3 separate regions of the Homo sapiens genome follow, and regions 2 and 3 are each linked to region 1. Evidence: chromatin loops called from intact Hi-C (ENCODE). Cell type or tissue: ascending aorta. All regions are shown on one strand.

The links. Hi-C counts contacts between places; a loop is a spot of excess contacts. Peaks named below come from ENCODE experiments on the same cell type or tissue, not always from the same donor. Only the 100,000 strongest peaks of a DNase experiment are listed, where the experiment ranks them.
Region 2: a loop joins it to region 1, with 2.5 times the contacts of the local background. A loop is called at or near these places in 4 of 110 quality-filtered maps.
Region 3: it touches region 1 in a loop (3.0-fold over the local background); 24 of 110 quality-filtered maps call a loop at or near these places.

The regions. Positions count from the first base shown.
Region 1 is chr11:68,444,353-68,449,352 of GRCh38, reverse strand. LRP5 (LDL receptor related protein 5) reads right to left here. Exons shown (of 23, transcript NM_002335.4): 22 at 2,820-2,917; 23 at 78-544. The coding sequence ends at 283. Among named protein-coding and RNA genes, the nearest start is that of PPP6R3, 14 kb to the left of the region's middle. RefSeq lists enhancers at 1,166-1,769, 1,770-2,374, 2,375-2,978 and a silencer at 2,033-2,102. In ascending aorta, a CTCF peak has its summit at 1,956 (motif pointing right); a DNase peak (open chromatin) is centred at 1,962.
Region 2 is chr11:68,007,720-68,012,719 of GRCh38, reverse strand. ALDH3B1 (aldehyde dehydrogenase 3 family member B1) reads right to left here and starts at 2,393. Exons shown (of 10, transcript NM_000694.4): 1 at 2,328-2,393. RefSeq lists an enhancer at 2,046-2,874. In ascending aorta, a CTCF peak has its summit at 2,964 (motif pointing left); DNase peaks (open chromatin) are centred at 1,859, 2,469 and 3,537; H3K4me3 peaks cover 1,587 bases; H3K27ac peaks cover 3,661 bases.
Region 3 is chr11:68,212,213-68,217,212 of GRCh38, reverse strand. KMT5B (lysine methyltransferase 5B) reads left to right here and starts at 3,917. Exons shown (of 11, transcript NM_017635.5): 1 at 3,917-4,075. RefSeq lists silencers at 1,457-1,751, 2,936-3,075, 3,186-3,625, 4,211-4,680 and an enhancer at 2,537-3,239. In ascending aorta, a CTCF peak has its summit at 4,405; DNase peaks (open chromatin) are centred at 2,832, 3,422 and 4,412; H3K4me3 peaks cover 2,770 bases; H3K27ac peaks cover 2,972 bases.

The DNA of each region.
Region 1 (5,000 bases):
CATGGTGGTCCGGGGGTCGGCATTCCCTCCACGGGGACACACAACTCAAATGCACACAGGGCACGAAAGAATGGCAGTTCTGTTTTACAAAATTAAGTTTATAAATATTTCTCCACTGTACAAAGTTCTCCCAGCCCTGCCCACCCCATCACAGTTCACATTTCTCATGTTTTTAAAATCCCAATTATATTTATTTTTTAAATCATAAAATATATTTTTTTCTTTGTTCATATTTAAAACTATTTACAGGGGCACAGAGAAGCCAGAGTGGCCCGGCCGAGGTCAGGATGAGTCCGTGCAGGGGGACGGAGGGGGCGGGAAGAGATGGAAGTAGCTCCTCTCGGTGGCGGGCGAGGGCGGGCAGCTGTCCTCCGCCGACAGGTACTGGCTGTGGGGCGTGGGTGGGGGTGGATAGGGGTCTGAGTCCGAGTTCAAATCCAGGTAGTACTTGCTGGCCTTCCAGCGGCTGGCGCTGTAGTCGCTGTCACACACGTCGGTGCTGCAGGGCGTCGTCGGGGGCGCCATTCCTCGAATGATGTAGGGCCTGAAAGGGACACACACAGAGGAGTGGGATTCGGTAGGCACATCCGCCCTGGTGGGCACAGCAGCCCCGGGGCTGTGAACGGGAAAGGCCTGTCCACTGGCCAGCTCCAGAAGATGCAGGCCGGACTCTGGACCCACCCCGCTGTGTCGCCAGGGCTCATCACTTACCCTCTCTGAGCCTCAATGGTCCCACCTCTACCATGGGCATGCCCGCACCTGCCCTGCAGCCTGCCAAGCCTGGGCCCTGGCAAGGCTGCCTCTAAGGAGAACGAGGCCTCTAGAGCCTGCTAGCTGACCTTGGCCAGGAACTTACTTGACCTCTTCGAGCTTTAGTTTCTCATTGATAAAAGTGGGGATGAAATAGTACCCATTTCGAAAGTGAAGGATACATGAGATTCTGCCTGGAAGGTGCTAGAAACAGTGTCCGACAAAACAGGAGACTGGACAACTGTTCACCTAACACTGTTACTGTAAATGTTGGCAACCGATAGGGTTTGGCTGTGTCCCCACCCAAATCTCATCTTGAATTGTACTCCCATAATTCCCACGTGCTGTGGGAGGGACCCAGTGGGAGATGATTGAATCATGGGGGTGGTTCCCCCCATACTGTTCTCGTGGTAGTGAATAAATCTCACTAGACTTGATGGTTTTACAAGGGGAAACCCCTTTCGCTTGGTTCTCATGCTGTCTGTTCCCTGAAGCCATGTAAGATGTGACTTGCTCCTCCTTGTCTTCTACCATGATTGTGAGGCCACCCCAGGCAGGTGGAACTGTGAGTCCGTTAAACCTCTTTCCTTTACAATTACCCAGTCTTGGGTATGTCTTTATTAGCAGCGTGAGAACAGGCTAATACAGCAACCAATGGGCCCGGAACACTTCCATCCTGAGTTCAAGCAACCTGACTCGCAAGATGGCTCCTGACCTCCCATCCTCCCAGAGGCTACCTGCACCCAACTGTGGCCCAGAAACGCCGCATCCCACTGTGTGAGTTCAGACTCGGAACTGTGGTGTGTTTAGGAGCCCCCGTCCTGTCACAGAGGGGCCTGCAATGGGTGGGAAGGTGCAGCCAACACCGGGTGTTGAGAAAAGTGCAGCAGGACAGGATACTCCTCTTGGGGCCCAGCTGCTGTGAGGTCAGACGGCGGGCGGGGGGAAGATGTGTCCGCGGTGGGCCCAGAGCAGGACGGGCATGAGCAAAGGCAGGAGGTGGGACGAGGAACTAGCGAGACTGGGCTGCCCAGTGTGGATGTGACCATTCTGGAGACAGTGGTCTGTAAGGCTGTGGGACAGACTGTGACAGTTTGATATAATACTGAGGCATCAGGGAGGTGGCCCGACCCGGAGTGGGGTGGAAATGGAGGCTGCAGTTCCGGCTCCCCAGCCAGGCCTGGGAGTTCGTGGAAATGGCCACTAGGTGGCAGGCGGCACCACACTCGGGAGGCCCTGCTGCTCCAGGGACCCAAGCAATGAGGAATGCGTGGTCCAGAGGTGTCCTGGCCCAGGCCCAGCCTATCCCACCCCTTCACCTGCGGGGGTGGGGCCTGGTGCGGCTGGCGGGTGGGCCACGTTGCCTGACACCACTGGGTTAAAGGTCAGGAGGCTCACCCTGCCCATCCCAGGCTCTGATCCAGCCCCTGCGGAGACCAGCACACCTGGGTCCCACCTCTCCACACTCTCAGTTGCCCCTCCCCAACCAGGGAGGTGGGGCCTGTGACCCCAACATGGGCAGCTCGGGGGGCTGGTGTCCAGCTGAGCAGCCCCGTTGGCTTCCCGGGCTCAAACAGGCCACTGTGGCAAGTGAGCAGCCCGGACCATCCTGGTGACGTCACACGATTAGGGGTCTACGGTGGGTGCTGCAGCAGCCTTCACAGACTTGTCCCATCCTAAGAGGACAGAGCCACCAAGAGGGGGCATCTCAATGGCTAGGTTTCCACAGCCGGACTCAAACACACAGTCAGACTCTGGAGCCCAAGCCCCCGGCCCCTCGACGCCACAGCCATTTCCCAGCTTAAAAGTAACCCCCATAGGAGCAACTTGAAGAGCAGCTCAGAACGTGGAGTTCTGCTGATTTCTGAACCCAACATGCAGTGCCCGCTGAGCTTGTCTGGGGAGGCAGCCTAGTGTGGTTGGCAGAGCAGAGGGAGGCAGGGCTGGGCCCGGCACCTGCCCACTAGCACCCAGAATACCTCCCCTCATCAGTGGCATGGGGATTAGGCCCCTCCACCACGGGCTGGCGGGAACCCAATGGCCATGGAGGGCTGCAGGGGATGTCCTACCTGTACGGTCTCGCAGTGGCCGGAATGTTTGAAGAGTAGAACATGTCCATGTTGTACAGGGAGGGGTCCGTGGCCGGGGAGGGCGGCGGGTTCAGGATCTGAGGAGAGCCAAGCCAGGGTGACTTAGAGCCTCGCCAGCCTGGGCATTCCTTCCTTCCTCCCACACCCCTCGGGCTTTCCTTGCAGAGAGGGCTTCTGGCCCCCCTGCTTCCCAGGACCCCTTCCTCTGGCCAGTTGGCAAAACCTGGGGACAGGAGGGGAGGCAGCAGCCACCTGCCCCGAAGGTCATCTCAGTGAAAGGCAAAGGGAACCCAGGCACTTTTGGCCCAGGTGCCCGCGCCCTTCCAAGTACCTGCCTTGTGACCAGATGCTGGGCTGTGAAGGCGGGGACAGGACTTCGGCCAGTTCCCTTTGTGGCTGGCCCCCAGCAGTAGGAGATGTCCCCACAGGCCCTGAGTGTCCTCCACACCAGTTAGCACCTCACCAGGCTCCTCAGGGACCTTCCCAGGAACTCTCCTTCTGACCTTTCCTCCTGCCCCTCCTCCCTCCATCACACACAGTCTAACTCCTGCAATGACGCCCTTGTTCCGAACACTCAGGGGCTCTGCGTCCCTGCTGAAGCCCTGACACAGAAGTCACCACGCTGAGGGAGGGGCCACAGTCCCACTCCAGACAAAGGCACCCCCTTCACAAGGGCCTGTGCTGGCACCAGCCCCAAAGCGGGGATAGTAAATAGACAAATTCACCACGTGAACGTGCCCCCCAGGTCCAGGCAGCACACAACCAGCCCTACAAAGGGAGGAAGGGACCAGGGGCCCTGGGCCCACACACCCACACAGGTCTGCACCTTCCACAAGTGCCACTGACGGCACCCCAACCCAACATGCAGCTTCCCAAAGGGTGTAGGGCTTATGTGGGTCTCCAAGGCCATCCTGGAAAGCATACAGCCAGATCCGAGCCCCTGCGGAATAATGGGAACAGAACTGTCAGTTATGCCCGAGGGACTCAGTTCTCTCAGGCCCCCTAGGGTGGTACAAGAACACTGCCTTTCACGCCAGACAGACCCGGGTGAAGTCCTGTTTTACCACCTTCTGGCTGCAGCAGGATCCCTGGGGAGGGAATTTACCTCAGCCTCAGTTTCTTCAACTTTAAAATGGGCTTGACCTAGCACTTTGGGAGGCCGAGGCGGGCGGATCACTTGAGGTCAGGAGTTCGAGACCAGCCTGGCCAACATGGTGAAACCTCATCTCTACTAAAAATATGAAAATTAGCCGGGTGTGGTGGCGGGCACCTGTAATCCCAGCTACTTGGGAGGCTGAGGTGGGAGAATCCCTTGAACCCTGGAGGCAGAGGCTGCAGTGGGTTGAGATCGCACCACTGCACTCCAGCCTGGGCAACAGAGTGAGACTCTGTCTCAAAAAATAAATTTAAAATTAAATAAAATAATAAAATAAAGTAATAAAATGGGCTCGAGAAGGCCTGCTTCCTGGGGCTATCCTGATGGCTGGTGAGTAGCCTCTGGGGAGTGGCCAGGCCCTTCCCCTGCCCTTTAGGAAGCCGCACTGGGCCCTGCTCTTTCTGGAGAGGGTCCTCTTTGGCCCAGAGAGCCAGTCTGGGTATTCCTCAGGATTTGACCCCAACGTTGAGAGGGCATGAGACTGGGGGCACTGGGGAAGATGCTTCAAAGCAGAGAGCAGGCAGGGAGGCAGCAGAGAGGGCTTCCTACAGCTGCCCAAGCCCCAGCCTATGGGGTCTGTTTCCACCTCTTCCCATGAACTTGACCAGGCCTGGTTTCTCTCCTACATCCCAAGGCAGTTTGAGATTCTGCCCAAATCTGCACTGGGCAGACTTCTGGCAAGATCCACCAGTGCAGCGCCTCGGCAATGTCTCAGATGTCCCGTGAACCACGGCCAGGCCCTATTCAAAGAGGACTGGATCTCGGCCCAGGGTGGGGGGTGGGGGGTGGGGGCTGGGGAGGCCACTCGGCTCATCTGCTATTCCTGCGTTGTTGTTGTTTTGACTGAGTCTCGCTCTTGTTGCCCAGGCTGGAGTACAATGGCATGATCTCGGCTCACTACAACCTCTGCCTCCCAGGTTCAAGTGATTCTCCAGCCTCAGACTCCCGAGAAGCTGGGATTACAGGCATGCGCCACCACACCCAGCTAATTTTTTTGTATTTTT
Region 2 (5,000 bases), 440 kb after region 1:
AGGCTGGGTGGACTCCGGTAGGCCAGCTGTGGGAGGGGTGACCGGTGAGGGGAGGTCTCTTGCTGTTTGGATTCCATTTCCTCGGCCTCCCTCCTCACTATTGCTGCCACTCCCCACACTGCTTAGGTTGTGGGGTCTGAGACTGCCTCTTGCCTCCTGCGGCTGAGCCACTGAGGTCCAGGGGCTGATGGGCCCAAGGGTCTCTGGGGCGTGGCCCCCCATCACAGGTTGAGGTGCATTTGGCCCAGACCTGCAGCTTCTGGGGTGGGGGGGAGTTGCCACATCATTTGGTGATGAAGATAGCGGCTGTTTCCTCTGGCCTGGGGGCCAGGGCAGGACCAGCCACTTCCTCTCAAGGCCACGGGCCTCTAAAAACAATACTCAGGTGCCCATGTGCTGGGCACTATGCCAGCCTGGGTGCTCGCTGTGGGTGCCCACAGGCTCCGGGAACAGAGTGGGGAGGAACGGGGCTGACATATCACAGGGAGTGAATGGCTGGCCGAGCCGCTGCCCCCAACCTCACAGCAGGGACCGTCCCTGGGCAGGGACTCCCTGCTCGTTCACACCCTGGCCTATCAAGTGGGTTGGATTCCAGGGAAACGGAGGCTCTGCCCGTTCTCTCATTCTTCCTGCCTCAGTTTCCTCATCTACACCATGGGCCTTCTAAGAGCATCCTCCCAGCATGGCATGGTCTGGGGGCCCAATGACCTGGGTTTAAACTGCAGCAACCACATGTGTGAGTGGGGAGACCTTGGGCAGGTTGCTTGACCTCTTTGTATTCACGTTTCCCATCTGTAAAATTGGGCACTGCCTGTGGCACCCATACCACTGTCGGGAGAATTCAAGCACTGGGACCCCGGGAAGTGCTCAGTATCCATGGAGGACGGATGTACCAGAGGAGGGCTCAGGGAGGAGACCCCTGGGGCAGGGGCCTGAAGGGGCCTTGATCCAAGGTGGGTGTTGGGGAGACAAGGACATCACCCTGAGACCCAACTGAGGACAGGGATGTGGTGACAGAGGGACTGAACATGGTGGGTAGAGGGCCTGGGGGACCCCCATCAGGGCAGCCAGAAGGCGGGGATCACTAGGCCAACTTCAGGGGACCCACAGGCCCAATACCGCAGGGTCTCCGATTCTGATCTCCTGCAGTGTAGCTTCATTAAACAAACATGATGAGAGGCTGTGATTTTGAACTGAGCTCCTGTACTAGGCCCCAACAGACCAGACCAAACCAAAATGGAGGCACTCATGCCAAATGCCACATCATCAAACCGAAGCTTTAAGGAAGCAGACAGAGCCCAAAACCACAGACCAGTTTCTCCGGGAAGCAGGAGATTCCAGTCCACCTGAGCCGGCATCATCAGGTCCCCTCTGCCTTACCCCTTAGAAAAAAGCAGTCCGCTTAGAAAAAAGCAGTCTGCAGCGATCCGGTATTAGGCGGTTTGGTGTTTCCTATTTTTCTGTTTCCTCCTTTCTGCCTTATGAACCCCCTGCTCTGCCACTGCCTGGTGGGAGCTCTCACTCCATTTTGTAGAATGGAGGCTGTCCGGATTCACGAATCATGAATAGAAGCCAATTTGATCTATAACTAAATGTGTTGTCATTTTGTCTTTTGATGGCCTTAAGCTGGATTTTCATGAGGCCTCCCAAAGCTCAGCAGCCCCTCCCTTGGGGAGCCAGGGACCAGCGTATCCCCTCATTGGTGGCTCGGGCCAACCCAGCCCCGGGTCACAAAGAGGCTGAACAGCCTCGGCTCCCTGATGGGGCACAGTTCCCGGGATGAGAAGTGCCTCCTGCAGGCGGGGCGGGGCTGGCTGGCCACTCCTTTCTTGGACCCTGACAAAGTCCATTGCTAAGAATGATTCTTTCCCAGAGTCATTCATGGCCACATCCCTGCATCAGCACTGGGCATGCAGGCTGGTGCCCAGGAAACGGCTGTTGCTGGAAGGGATACTTGACCCCTGTGGGGAAGGGGCGCACAGTCCTTCCTGGGGCAGCTGGACCCAGAGCTGTTCCCTTGGTTCCCTTGGAGGGTGTCCGGGAATCCCAGGAAAAGGAGGCGGTGGCAACCCAGCTCGGACAACGGAAGGGTGCCTGCTGGCCAGGGGGGTGCCCGGGACCTCGCTGCCACTCCCCAGATCTGCCTCTCCTCCTTCCGCTTTCTCCCCCAGCAGGCAGGCAGATGAGCTCAGCCAGGACACAGTGGCCTCTGAGTGCAGCTGCCGGTGGCTAGGCCCGCCTGGGCTGCCTGTAACCCGGAGTTGCTGAGCTGGACTCTGGCCCGACTGCTGGCCCACTACAGCCCCAGCCTCCCCGGGATACTCTACCTGAGGCTCTGCCAAGCTGCCCTTCCTCCTGGCTGTCCCGCTCTGCCTGGTGGCCCTGCTGTTAAGAAATGTCCAACGCAGGGCCAGTCCCCGGGGGAGGGGTGGGGCGGAGTTGCCCTAGCCTCGTGCCTGACTCTGGCTCTGGGCGGGCTGGAGGCTGCAAGCCAAGATTTCACCACCGCCTCCCTCGGGGGCCTCGACATCTCCTCCCAGACCACAGAGAAGAAGTCAACGCCCAGAGGGCGCCAGGCTAGAGCCACACAGCAGGGCTGAGCTCCGAGCTGAGGGGCAGCCTGAGGAGGAGGAGGAGAGGCTGTGCAGCAGGGCTGAGCACTGAGCTGAGGGCCAGCCTGAGGAGGAGGAGTGGGGCAGTGGGCCCTGGGAATCCCGGTGTGGGGTGGGGAACTATTATTGTATTAATTATATTCTATTATAATATTATGTGGAATGTTATGGCCCAGAATAGCAAGGAAGTCTCGACCCCCCACTCCCAGCCTTCCCTCAATGCCTCCCCTAAGGAATAAGACCACTACTACTCCTGCTGCCCTCCTCCTACCACCTTGCCTGGTTTACAAGACAGGAGGAAAGAGAGAAGGCAAAAAGTTAGAAAAAAACAGAAGTAAGAGAAATAGCCAGAAGACCTTGGCGCCACCACCTGGCCCTGGTAGTTAAAAAAAAGTGATAATAATATCAACCCCTGACCTAAACTACTTGTGTTATCTGTAAATTCCAGACATTGTATGAGAAAGCACTGCAAAACTTTCTGTTCTGTTAGCTGACGCATGCAGCCCCCGGTCACGTTCCCCGAGCTTGCTCGATTTATCACGACCCTTTCACGTGGACCCCTTAAAGTTGTAAGCCTTTAAAAAGGCCAAGAATGTCTTTTTCAGGGAGCTCGGCTCTTGACGCAAGTCTGCTGATGCTCCCAGCTGAATAAACCTCTTCCTTCTTTAATCCAGTGTCTGAGGTGTTTTGTCTGTGGCTTGTCTTGCTACACCCTACCCAAGACTCAGTTTCCCCTTCTGCAAAACAAAGAGGTCAGACCCAAAGGTGGCTGGAGTCTAGAAATACCATCTTAGGGACCATACCTCATGCCTGCTCCTCTCCCAGCGCCCTGTGCTTCCGTGTTCCTCCACACCACCCCATGGGCCGCCCCATTCATAGAGCCTGTCTTTCTGCAGATCTAACATTTTACAAACGAGGAAGTGGGGGCAGAGAGGGGGTGGGATGTGAACATGGGGCGTGTGTGTGGCAGAGCTTCTTGCTCCAGAGCTGGGGCTGCACCCGTTTCGGATGTCCCCTCTGCCTCCCAGGAGGAGTGCCTGCCTCTCTGCTTAGGACCGTGGTCATGATGCCACGTGTCGCCTTGGTGGTTCCTGTAGTCCCGATCTTCCTCAAGTTCGGCACAGGCAGCTGTGCCTAAGCCTGTCCCTGCCTGCCCCCAGCCCGCCCCGGATACACCTGTCAGAGCCAGCGTGCTGTGGGGATGATGTGCAAGCTGCTGTGGGTGTGGACAGGCAGGGGACAGGGTGACAGGTGTGGAGGAAGAGCCTCCTCTATGCCCCTTCCTGGGCCTGCCGCTGCTACCATCTCCCTGGTGCCCTGGGCCTCCGTAGCTCCCGGCCCCGGGGCCTCTGGGCCAACGTGGCACCTGGGAGGTGCTCATCATGGCCCCCCCCACCCGCCAGCTCCCTGCCTACCTGGGAGGGCGGTGAGGTCTTCTGGACCATGCCCACACCGGTGGCCCGTGATTAGATAGTTAGGGTGGGGGTGAAGGACTGCAGAGCCCCTGTCCTCTGTGTGGGATGGAGCCCCCAGCCACTGCCAGTCACGTGGCTCAGCATGTGACAGCCCAGCCCTGCCATTCTCTGGAGCTCAGCCAGATTGAGCGGGTGCCAGGCAGGGCTGGGCAGGGGCTGAGCCTGTAGGTCTCAGCTGGGAGTGAGGCCCAGAGAGGGCAGCCACTGGTCTAAGGCCACACAGCAAATCAGGGACCCATCTTGGCGGGTACTGGCAGGTGGGAGGGGTGTTTCAGGATCCCGAGGGTCCCCTCCCTGGCCAGGGAGCTGTTGAAGAATTTCCCCCAACTCACAGGGGCCGAACTTGTCATGAATGCAGGAGCAACCTGGGAGGAGGCCCCCGAAGAGGCCTGTCCTCCCGGGACAGAACTCCTAGCCTTCCCTGGGAGTGAGGCTCCCCCCAAGGGAGGCCACACACCTCCCAGGAGGGCTGGGCCCTCCCCACTCTGGGTTGGGTGCCCCTCACTACTCCTCAAAGCTCCAGAGGCTCAGTAGGGCCTGGGAGTCCCATCTTTGTTGAGGAGCCCAGGGTAAATGGGGAGCCCTCTGGGTAGGGCACCAGGAGGACTCACTTTTGGAGCCAGCTCTGGGGTGAGGTCTGCCAAGGCCCAGGCCAGCCAGGGGGAGTGGGTGGAGGGGTTGCTCAGGGCTCCGGGCCAGACAGCTGCGGCCCCGCCTGCCCTGCCTCCTCCTTGCTGGGCTGACGCTTCGCCTCTTTGGGCCTCAGTGTTCCCATGTGAGAATGGGGCTGACTACAGTCCCGGGGGCATCTGTGGGTGAATGAGAGGGTTCGGCAGGCATGGATCTCAGCACCTGGCATGGAGGGCGTTAAGTGTGAGGTCTGGGCTCAAATCCTGGTCCTGTCACTTACCTG
Region 3 (5,000 bases), 230 kb after region 1:
CCATTCTCCTGCCTCAGCCTCCTGAGTAGCTGGGATTACAGGCATGCGCCACCACGTCCAGTTATTTTTGTATTTTTAGTAGAGACGGGGTTTCACCATGTTGGCCAGATTGTTCTCAAACTCCTGAGCTCAGGTGATATGCCCACCTTGGCCTCCCAAAGCGCTGGGATTACAGGCGTGAGCCACCACGCCCGGCTTCAGTGGCTGTTTCTTCTTCTATTCAAGGACAGTGGCAGTGGAGGGGCAGGTGGAAAGCAAGAATGGTGCCGGGGGTAGTGGTGCTCAGGAATGTGACCAGGAAACCCGCCAGCCGCCCAGAGGGGCCACTGGGAAAGCCGGGTACGCCCCACTCTCCCTCCGGTTTCAGACACCTGCTCCCATCAGAGGAGTCCTAGCTTCCGGGCGGGGTGGGGACTGGGGCAGACGCATGTGCGGAGCACGAAAGCCAACATATCGCTTTACAATGAAAAGCAACCTGCCTCCAGCCTGGAATTCTGGGGTCAACGTGACCTGTGGGCCATCCCAGTAAGCACAGGATCAAAGCAAGTGAATCCCTGCCATCCTGTCACTGAGTGAACCTGGCACTCGAGGAAAGGGAGCGAGAGAGCATAGCAGGGTGGGTGGCACTAGGCTGGAGTGCCCCTGGACACACCAGAGCCAGACCTGCTAGAGAGACCAAAATAGACTCCATGGCCTCAGTCAGTGCCCTGGCAAGCGTGCCACTCCTAGGCCAGCTCCGGGCTAGGCTGGCACTCCTGGCCAGCCTCACGGTGCTTCCGGGGCCAGCCGGGCCCCTTCCGCTGACTCGGTCTTTCTTTAGAGCTGTTAATCCCTTTTGGTCCGGCCAGGCTGGGGAGGCCCCCCAGCCTCTGTGGCTCAGCTCTTCCACTTTGGGGTGCCTAGAGCTCTCCCAGTGTAAATGCCAAAGGCTCCTGACACACAGGACTGGGCAGGTGCCTGGCTGCCTACTTCCTGCTCTCCCTCCCCTGCCAGCTGGCAGGAGGAGCCTCCAACTGGCCTCTCCTGTGGGAGTCTCCCTAGGAAGGGCTCTCCTGGGCTGTGCTCTCAGCCCAGCCTAGCCCTGGCTTCCCTGAGTGGGGACCCCCAAAGGCCTCAAGCCCCCTGCATGGCTCCACCAAGGTCCTGAACCCCAATTCAGCTCTGCCAGGAGCCCTGGCCCACCCTGGGCCTCTCAGCTGAGGCTGGAAGAGCAGCTGGCAACGTAGGGGGATTGAGGGAGGAATGCACACAGAACTGGGGGCCTGGGAGCAGGCTGGGCTTGGGTTTGCTCATCTGTATCCCTGCCAGGCTGTGGGCCCAGCCTTGCAAGGAAATGTCCAGAACACTTGACTTGGCATCAGGCAGTGAACACATGGAAGTGTCTGCATCTTGGAAGTATGGGGGCTTCACAGGACTCAGGATTTGGCGTTCACCCTGAAGGGCACATGGAGAGCACCTCTATGCTGGGGTGGGCTCTGGAAAGCTGGGAGTGGGCAGGACATCGGCTTTGGGGGCTCTGGAGGGCTGCTCAGGCATAGCTGGACTTGGGACCTGAGACCAAGGTCGACTTAGAGGCAGATGGTATTCCCCTAGTGAGCTCGCCTCCCATAGGCATTCGGTGGTGGTGGGTGGCAAAGGCAGGCTCAGTGTTTCTGGGGTGCAAGTTGAGTATTTGGAGCCAGGCACTACGAAAATCTTGGAAAGTTTCTGATAAACCAGAAACCAAGAACACCAAAGCAATCATTTGTTAGTTGCGTCTGCAAAGACGAACGTGGCAGAGTGGATTCTGCTGCCACAGATGACGCTGCTTTTAGTGAAAGGGCAGACAGGAGAAGTGCTTGGGCTGTGCCCACCGCCCACACCCGAATCGGCCTCCAAAAGGAGGAAGCTGCTGATAGGGCAGGTGAAGGCAGTGGGAGGAGCTCTGTTTTGAAGATGAGACCCGCTTCTGCCTCCGTCAGCCATGTGCCCTCAGCGAGTCACCGTGCCTCAGTTTCCCTCTGTGGAAGGCGGTAATGAGCATCATGTCTACCAGCCAAAGTCAAGGTCGAGAATGAGGGCAAACGAGGGAGGCGCTGTGCGTCAGTGTTACTTGGACTTAGTCCAGTTCTTGTGTTGGGTGGTCGTCCACAGCCTCGATTCATCATCCTTTGTGGAGGATGATGGCCCTGGAGCCGCAGGGGAAAACTAAGGCAGGCTGCGGCTCTTCCTGGCATCTGACTGAGCTGCCTGCCCTGCCCGCCTCCTCTCTGTGGCAAGGGCAGCCTCTCTCCCCTCCCAGGGCTTTGACACTGGCTGGTCCCACTACCCGCCCATATCCTAGGCACCCCCTTTCCCCAACACGCTCCAATTCACACTCCAGGTCTGCGCTTCCTTGGGCACCTGCCGGCACCAAGTTCCAGGCATGTGCACGCCTATGCCAACCTCAACTTCTTGGAGGTCCTCCGCACCCGCTTCCTGATTTATTCTGCATTTTTCACCCGAATGCTGAAAGAGGGCTCTGGCTCAAGCCCTGACTAGTTGTCATAGAGGTCACGGAACTCCCTGTGCCTCAGTTTCCCTAGGTGTAAAGTGGCACCCACATGGCCCCCACCTCCGGGGGTCGTCCTGACGCGTGAGAGGGAGGATGCGCGGAGACCCTGGGCAGCCCCGCAGGGGCCGGGAGCGCGCTCATCGTTCTGTTGTCTGGACTACAAGATCGATGCCCAGGCAAGCTTCGCAGCTCCCCGGCTCGCAGGCGGCCCGGTCCCTCAGGATCTCCCCGCCAGCCCGGGATCCCCGAGGAGGGATCGCACGGCCAGCGCGCAGGGCACACCCGGAGTGGAGCGGAGCACGGCGCGGGGCACATAGTGGGTGCTGGGGGCGGCGGGGCCCGCGGGGGGCCAGGCCAAGGCGCGCCCGCTCTCCTCCTCCCTCGCATGCTCCGCGCAGGAACGCTCAGCCTGCCCACACGGTCTTAGGGTGCATCTGCTGCCAGTGACCCCCATTCCCACAACAAAAACGCTCGTCTGCCCGGGGCCACCTCCCTCGGAGCAACTGGGACGCGCGGCGGGAGGGGGGGGGGTCCCCTTCCCCAGGGCTGCAGTCCGAGAGGCTGGCTCTAGAGCCGTCCCTGGTAGGGGCAGGTGTGCAAAGACCCAGGGCCCGGGACAGCTGCCGCGGTCCCGCGGGGACCGGGACCGGAATGCGGTCGCGTAAGGGCCGCAGGGGACCCTAACGTGGCGCCCGCGGGGCGCGGGCGACGCCGCCTCAGCCGCGATTTAAAGGGCAGCGAGGGCGGAGGGATCCCAGCCGCCTACCGGCCGGCCGCGAATCCCTCCGCCACGAGGGGAGGCGACGGCTCGCTCTGAATCGCCCTTTGTCCCTCCGCCGTCGGGAGCGCCCGGCACAGAACTCGCTCCCCGCGCGTGCCCGCGTCCCGCACAGAGCCCCGTGGAAGCGCCGCGGCGGCTGGGCCTGGCGGGAGGCGCGCGCACACTGTGGCAGCTGCGCCGCACGGTGTCCCTCCGCCGTCGAGGCCGCGGCCTTCTTTTCGTATCCTTCCACCGTGCCCGGGCGGGGTCCAGGCGGCTCACCGGGGGCGGCGACGCGGCGGCGGTGCGGGCGGCAGGGCAGCGGGGCGATGAGGTGAGGACGCCCGGGAACCGGAGGCGGCACCGCGCGGCGCACGGACCTGGGACGCGGAGTCCTGAAGCCGGCGGACGGTTTTCGTACGGGCGGCCGTGCGCGAGGCGAGGTGAGGCCCCGGGTGGCGGGGCGCGGGGGCGGGCGCCGGGGGCGCAGCGAGCCGAGGCCGGGGGCGCGGGGGGCGCGACGGCGGCGGCGGCGGCCGGTTGGGGGCGGGGGGCTCGGACGCTGCGGGGACTCATTTTTCCCGTCAGCGGAGGGAGCGAGCGGTGCTGCGGCCCGCGCCGCCATCTTGGATTTTACTCTCCATTTTTCTCTGGAATTATTTTTGGTGATTAATTTTCTGGGGGGGACTGGGACGCGGGGCCCGGCGGCGCGGCCCCGCATCGCAGCGGCCGGGCAGCGGGGCCTGGGACGCGCCCCGAGGAGGAGCGGGGCGGCGCAGGCGGTGAGTCGGGGGAGGGGCGGGCGCCGGCGAGGGTGTGCGGGGGGCGGCCTCGGTGACGGGGCGGGCAGGGACGTGGGGGACCGCGGGCCCAGGCCGGTCGCAGGGCTCCGGGGCCAGGGCGGGTGGGGCCGGGGCCGGGCGCAAGCGGCCGGGCGCGGGGGGCGGGGCTGCGGCCGGGCCGGTGCGGGGCCGGCGCGGGGCCTGCAGTGGTGGCCGCGGCCGGAAGGGAGCGGTAGCGGCCGCCGGGCAGCGTCGGGGCCGGGCCCGCGGCCGCACGAGGGGAGCAGCCCCGCCGCTCGCGATTGGGGGACTCTGTTTTCCCTTTTCTCCAATGGGCAGCCGTGAACCGTCTCGCCCAATCTGCTCCCACTGCCGCGCTGAACTTTTTGTTTTTGTTTTGGCCCGAGCGCATTTCGGAGCCCTCCCGAGCTCGTCCTGCAGCCCACCCTCCTCCCCGACGGCGCCCCTGGCCGTGGCCCGGCGACCCCGCGGCCGCTGCGTCCCCTTTGTGCTTTATCCGCTCTCCCTGCGTCCCCTGGTGTGTGTCTGTCCTTCCACGTATTCGCGGATGATGTGCACCGTTGTCACCTCCGCCTTGGAAGGAGGAACAATGACAACTCGATGCAACTTGCTGGATTAAGATAGAAACAAGTTGGGTGCTGAGAAATTCAGTCTATTTGGGTTTATTGGACCCGGGTCTGGAACAGTAACTTAACGATTTATTAAGTGGTGGAACTTTCGGAATACTGGGGAGGTGAACATGTGTTCTTTGAAGTTAATTTTTAAGAATTTGCCAAATGAAATTTACCTGGAGTGGGGGGAGTTTTCCTTAGAATAGAGGGCAGGTGAATTAATTTGATTGATTGTGGTTCTTTGTGATGTGGACCTTTTTCGATTTAAACCAGTTTGATATAAAGTGTAGTTG